2 separate regions of the Mus musculus genome follow, and region 1 is linked to region 2. A link is a loop called in an ENCODE intact Hi-C map of the cell type or tissue named here. Cell type or tissue: left cerebral cortex. All regions are shown on one strand. Links, peaks and the distances in the headings refer to the core of each region. The heading gives the core; the rest is flanking DNA.

Region 1 (2,803 bases), core at 121-2,620, 100 kb after region 2:
CCTGGCTGTCCTGGAACTCACTTTGTAGACCAGACTGGCCTTGAACCCAGAAATCCAACTGCCTCTGCCTCCCAAGTGCTGGGATTAAAGGTGTGCACCACTACAGCCCGGCTTAGGACTCTATTCTTGATATGGTAAAGAAATAACACACAAGACAGACAGCAATATAAAAATCAACTTAATGAAAAATTTTCACACACATATGGTAGGAAATTCTAAATCTTGTTCAGAAGCAGTGTTATAATTCATACAAAATATGAAGATAAGTTATGGCATACAAATAGGGTGACATTACTGTCAGCCTATGTTAAGAGGCTTAACATAGTTAACATGAGGACATAAGTTATGAGGACTGGGACATAGTTGCCTTCCCTGGTCCCCAGTACCATTGATTCTCAAATCTAGCCACTTATTTAAGCTCAGTGTGATACTTTCCTTTTCTGAACACCCTCATTACCCTCCAATTAAGCCAAACACATTTTGCAGTTTCTAGGAAAGACTCTCCAAAGAATTTTGACTTCTAGGTTCCATTTGGCTATGGAGGCATTGTTTCCAAAATTTGTCACATTTTGTTATTATCTCTGAGAAGCCTTTCCTTTTCTAACAAGAGATTGAAAGGGAGTGTATGCAGAGGGAGGAGAGATGGGGGGAAACTGTGAGGGGTGAGGTAGGGGAAACTGTAATTAGAATATATTGAATGATTAATCTATTTTCAATAAAAAACAAAACATCATCATCTGAGAATTGTCTTTCTTTAATAAAATTTCCCTTATGATCTAGAACCTTATTTCTGAATATCTGTACTCTTTTAAATAAAAGTGTATTTAAACTAGAATCATTTTAAGGGAGGGAGAAATTACAACCATGCACAACTGAGTGTGTTTCTTCTCCTGCACCATTTTCCAGATGAAGTCTTATTATTTTGATCCTACTTCAGCCAGAGTCTCTCTTAGTGCATAACAATTTTCTATCCAATGATCCTTCACACACTTCTTAGCTATAAATAAATCAAGAATATCTGATGTAATCTGATATAGCCTTAATATCCCAACCATAAGACTATGTTGAAGTTTTTTTTTCCTGTCATAATCATCAGCTTCACTGTATCCAGTTTTAAAAAGAGTACTGAATAATTAACACACACACACCCTTCTGTGGCATAAACACTTGAAGATGCATTATGTGGCATGATACTTGAAAATGTATTGTGTGACTGAAGCAAATATCATATATAAGCATACACACACACACACACACACACACACACATATATACATACATATATGCATATATGGATGTATGTATCATTCCTGTTTAGAGATTATATTGGTAGAAAATTACTGGATGTTAGAACGAAAAGCAAAACGTCTGTAGGACATTCACACTGTATTTAAGAAAATCACACTGAACGTTTTATTTTTAAGCCTTCAAACCTCCTGAAAATTCAATGTAAATATTTTAACTTTAAAAATAAACAGCAGATTGAGCCATATCCCGCCCCCGCCGATCTAATTTAAGGCTAACGCTGGAGTATTTTCCTTTATAAAAGCAAATACTTAGGGCTCATTTATAAAGCTACAGCTACAGAAAAGCAGCTCAGTAGAAAATGCCGAGACTCCTAAAACCCGTATGATTGCGAATTCCTTAGCTAATCGATTTCGGATTTTATCAAAACCTGAAAACTGAAGATGAATCCGGAATCACACAGTGCTCCTGCGACAACAGGAAGTTAACTCAGCCTGACAGTCCATCTCTGTTTGTGGCTCAGAGAAATCCTCAAAGAAGAGAATCTTTGGTCCCCCGGGTTTCTTTTTTTTTTTTTTTTTTTTTTTTTTTTTAGTTTTTATTGGTTTATTTACATTTCAAATGTTATCCCCCTTCTAGGTTTCCTCTCCGCAAACCTCCCTTTCCCCCTGCATCTCAGTCCCCTCTGCATCTATGAAGTTGCTCTCCCACGGACCCACCGACTCTCCTGCTTCATCCCGAGCCTTTCCCTACGCTGCGTTATCAAGCCTGTCTTTCCTCCGCAGGCTCCTCACAGCCACTGCGCAGGTTTGTGACGCATTTCCTGCTGTGGCTGGTCTTGCGGAGAGGAGACTAAAGCGGCGACAGCGACAGCGGCGGCGGCGGCAGCGGCGGCGGCGGCGGCGGGAGGGGGGGTGGGGGTGGAAACGAAGCAGTTTGAAAGTGGGTTTTCAACATTCGGTATTCTCTAGAAAGCATATAATTTAAAAGATGTGTAAAAACGAAGGGAACATCGCCTTAAGGAATGTCTCCATCAGACAGCGAGAAGCTGCACAGAAAAAATAGCAAAACTACAGGGACCGAAATTTTCTTTGTGATTATCCCACGAATCACCCCTTTGTGAAGTAATTTATGCAGAAACAATGAAATCATCGATGGTAAAAATTATTATGCACAAAGTATAATACTGTATTTTCTAATAAAACTTACTTTGGTATTTTAATGTCTATTTAGGACTTTAAAATTTCTTAAAATATAAAACGAAGTTAACACACACCTCACTTTTTAACAAATATTGTTTCGCGGTTAGATCCTATAACAGTTGTACATTTGGCATAATAATATAGAATACAAATTGAAGCATATAAAGAAAAAGAAACATGAACACAGTCTGTGACAGAAAGATGGCATTTTTTTTTTTAATGATAAGCAAATGGTCTACCACTGAACTATATTTTTACACATGTGTAGGTTTTCGAGTTTAGATTTGGATGCCCAGACCGAATTTTTTATTTTGCTAAGTAATAACTAAAAGAATTGGGAAGCACTGGATAGTTTT
Region 2 (2,803 bases), core at 83-2,582:
GAGACTGAAAGGGGTGTATGCAGAGGGAGGAGAGATGGGGAGAAACTGTGAGGGGTGAGGGAGGGGAAACTGTAATTAGAATATATTGAATGATTAATCTATTTTCAATAAAAAACAAAACTTCATCATGTGAGAATTGTCTTTCTTTAATACAATTTTCTTTATGATCTAGAACCTTATTTCTGAATATCTGTACACTTTTACATAAAAGTGTATTTAAACTAGAATCATTTTAAGGGAGGGAGAAATTACAACCATGCACAACTGAGTGTGTTTCTTCTCCTGCACCATTTTCCAAATGAAGTCTTATTACTTTGATCCTACTTCAGCCAGAGTCTCTCTTAGTGCATAACAATTTTCTATCCAATGATCCTTCACACACTTCTTAGCTATAAATAAATCAAGAATATCTGATGTAATCTGATATAACCTTAATGTCCCAACCATAAGACTATGTTGAAGTTTCTTTTCCTGTCATAATCATCAGCTTCACTGTAGCCAGTTTTAAAAAGAGTACTAAATAATTAACACACACACACCCTTCTGTGGCATAAACACTTGAAGATGCATTACGTGGCATGACACTTGAAAATGTATTGTGTGACTGAAGCAAATATCATATATAAGCATACACACACACACACACGCAGACACACATATATACATACATATATGCATATATGGATGTATGTATCATTCCTGTTTAGAGATTATATTGGTAGAAAATTACTGGATGTTAGAACGAAAAGCAAAACGTCTGTAGGACATTCACACTGTATTTAAGAAAATCACACTGAACGTTTTATTTTTAAGCCTTCAAACCTCCTGAAAATTCAATGTAAATATTTTAACTTTAAAAATAAACAGCAGATTGAGCCATATCCCGTCCCCGCTGATCTGATTTAAGGCTAATGCTGGAGTATATTCCTTTAAAAAAGCAAATACTTAGGGCTCATTTATAAAGCTACAGCTACAGAAAAGCAGCTCAGTAGAAAATGCCGAGACTCCTAAAACCCGTATGATTGCGAATTCATTAGCTAATCGATTTCGGATTTTATCAAAACTTGAAAACTGAAGATGAATCCGGAATCACACAGTGCCCCTGTGACAACAGGAAGTTAAGTCAGTCTGACAGTGCATCTCTGTTTGTGGCTCGGAGAAACCCTCAAAGAAGAGAATATTTGGTCCCCTGGGCTTCTTTTTTTTTTAAAGTTTTTATTGGTTTATTTACATTTCAAATGTTGTCCCTCTCCTAGGTTTCCTCTCCGCAAACCTCCCTTTCCCCCTGCATCTCAGTCCCCTCTGCATCTATGAAGTTGCTCTCCCACGGACCCACCGACTCTCCTGCTTCACCCCGAGCCTTTCCCTACTCTGCGTTATCAAGCCTGTCTTTCCTCCGCAGGCTCGTCGCATCCACTGCGCAGGTTTTTGACGCATTTCCTGCTGTGGCTGGTCTTGCGGAGAGGAGACTAAAGCGGCCACAGCGACCGCAGCGACTGCGGCGGCGGCGGCGGCGGTGGGAGGGGGCTGGGGGGTGGGGGTGGAAACGAAGCAGTTTGAAAGTGGGTTTTCAACAGTTGGTATTCTCTAGGAAGCATATAATTTAAAAGATGTGTAAAAACGAAGGCAACATCGCCTTAAGGAATGTCTCCATCAGACAGCGAGAAGCTGTAGAGGAAAAATGGCAAAACTACAGGGACCGAAATTTTCTTTGTGATTACCCCACGTATCACTCCTTTGTGAAGTAATTTATGCAGAAGCAATGAAATCATCGATGGTAAAAATTATTATGCACAAAGTATAATACTGTATTTTCTAATAAAACTTACTTTGGTATTTTAATGTCTATTTAGGACTTTACAATTTCTTAAAATATAAAACGAAGTTAACACACACCTCACCTTTTAACAAATACTGTTTCGCGGTTAGATCTTATAACAGTTGTACATTTTGCATAATAATATAGAATACAAATTGAAGCATATGAAGAAAAAGAAACATGAACTGCAGACTGTTACAGATAGAAAGATGGCTCTTTTTGTTTTTGTTTTTGTTTTTGTTTTTTTTTAAGATAAGCAAATGTTCTACCACTGAACTATATTTTCACACACGTGTAGGTTTTCGAGTTTAGATTTGGATGCCCAGACCGAATTTTCTATTTTGCTAATTAATAACTAAAAGAATTGGAAAGCACTGGATAGTTTTGTTACAAATTTGTTTATTATTTTTAAGGTAAAGCTCGCCTATGTATTCCATGACCGTCATTCAATAAACACATTACATTTACCTGTTTGTGAATGAATGTGTGTAAAACAAAAATTATCAGAACATTCATAACACTTGCAGGAGTTTTTAATTTTTAGTTCTTGCTTTTAGGTATTAAACTATGACATCGTATACACTTGACAAGTTTGTTTATCTCTTGGCTACACGCCTTAGCAAGAGAAGAGGTTCTATGATTTTTCCTGTTATTCCTTAAATTTAAAGTTTCTAAAAATCCCACCATTCATTATTCCATGATGATTTCATACAATTTTGAAAGCTAGAATATCAGTGTCCCTGGTAATGCAGGAGGACTATAATCTCAGGTACTTGGGAAGATGAGGACATAAATTACAGATATGTGTGCACCTCAAAACACCTCAACTATTATTCCCTTAAAGTTATTGAAATTTTGTCACAGAAGAACATGATTCAGAGGTAAAGCTGATATTATTTTTTCAGATATGTGTGTTGTATTTGGAATAACTATATACATTAGGAAACTAGTAAAGGTGTATGGAAATGCATATAAAGAAAGAGA

What was found. A loop is a pair of places that touch in the nucleus more often than their neighbours do. Peaks named below come from ENCODE experiments on the same cell type or tissue, not always from the same donor. Only the 100,000 strongest peaks of a DNase experiment are listed, where the experiment ranks them.
Region 1: a loop joins it to region 2, with 8 times the contacts of the local background. A loop is called at or near these places in 25 of 42 quality-filtered maps.

What each region holds. Positions count from the first base shown.
Region 1 is chr7:60,490,494-60,493,296 of GRCm38, forward strand. No RefSeq gene overlaps it. Among named protein-coding and RNA genes, the nearest start is that of Snhg14, 42 kb to the left of the region's middle. In left cerebral cortex, for the core only: no CTCF peak of the experiment used is centred there; DNase peaks (open chromatin) are centred at 1,634 and 2,037; H3K4me3 peaks cover 576 bases; H3K27ac peaks cover 241 bases.
Region 2 is chr7:60,389,986-60,392,788 of GRCm38, forward strand. The region is part of intron 3 of Snhg14 (small nucleolar RNA host gene 14); the gene reads right to left. It also overlaps a transcript of Snrpn not described here. Among named protein-coding and RNA genes, the nearest start is that of Snhg14, 59 kb to the right of the region's middle. In left cerebral cortex, for the core only: no CTCF peak of the experiment used is centred there; DNase peaks (open chromatin) are centred at 1,160 and 1,347; H3K4me3 peaks cover 884 bases.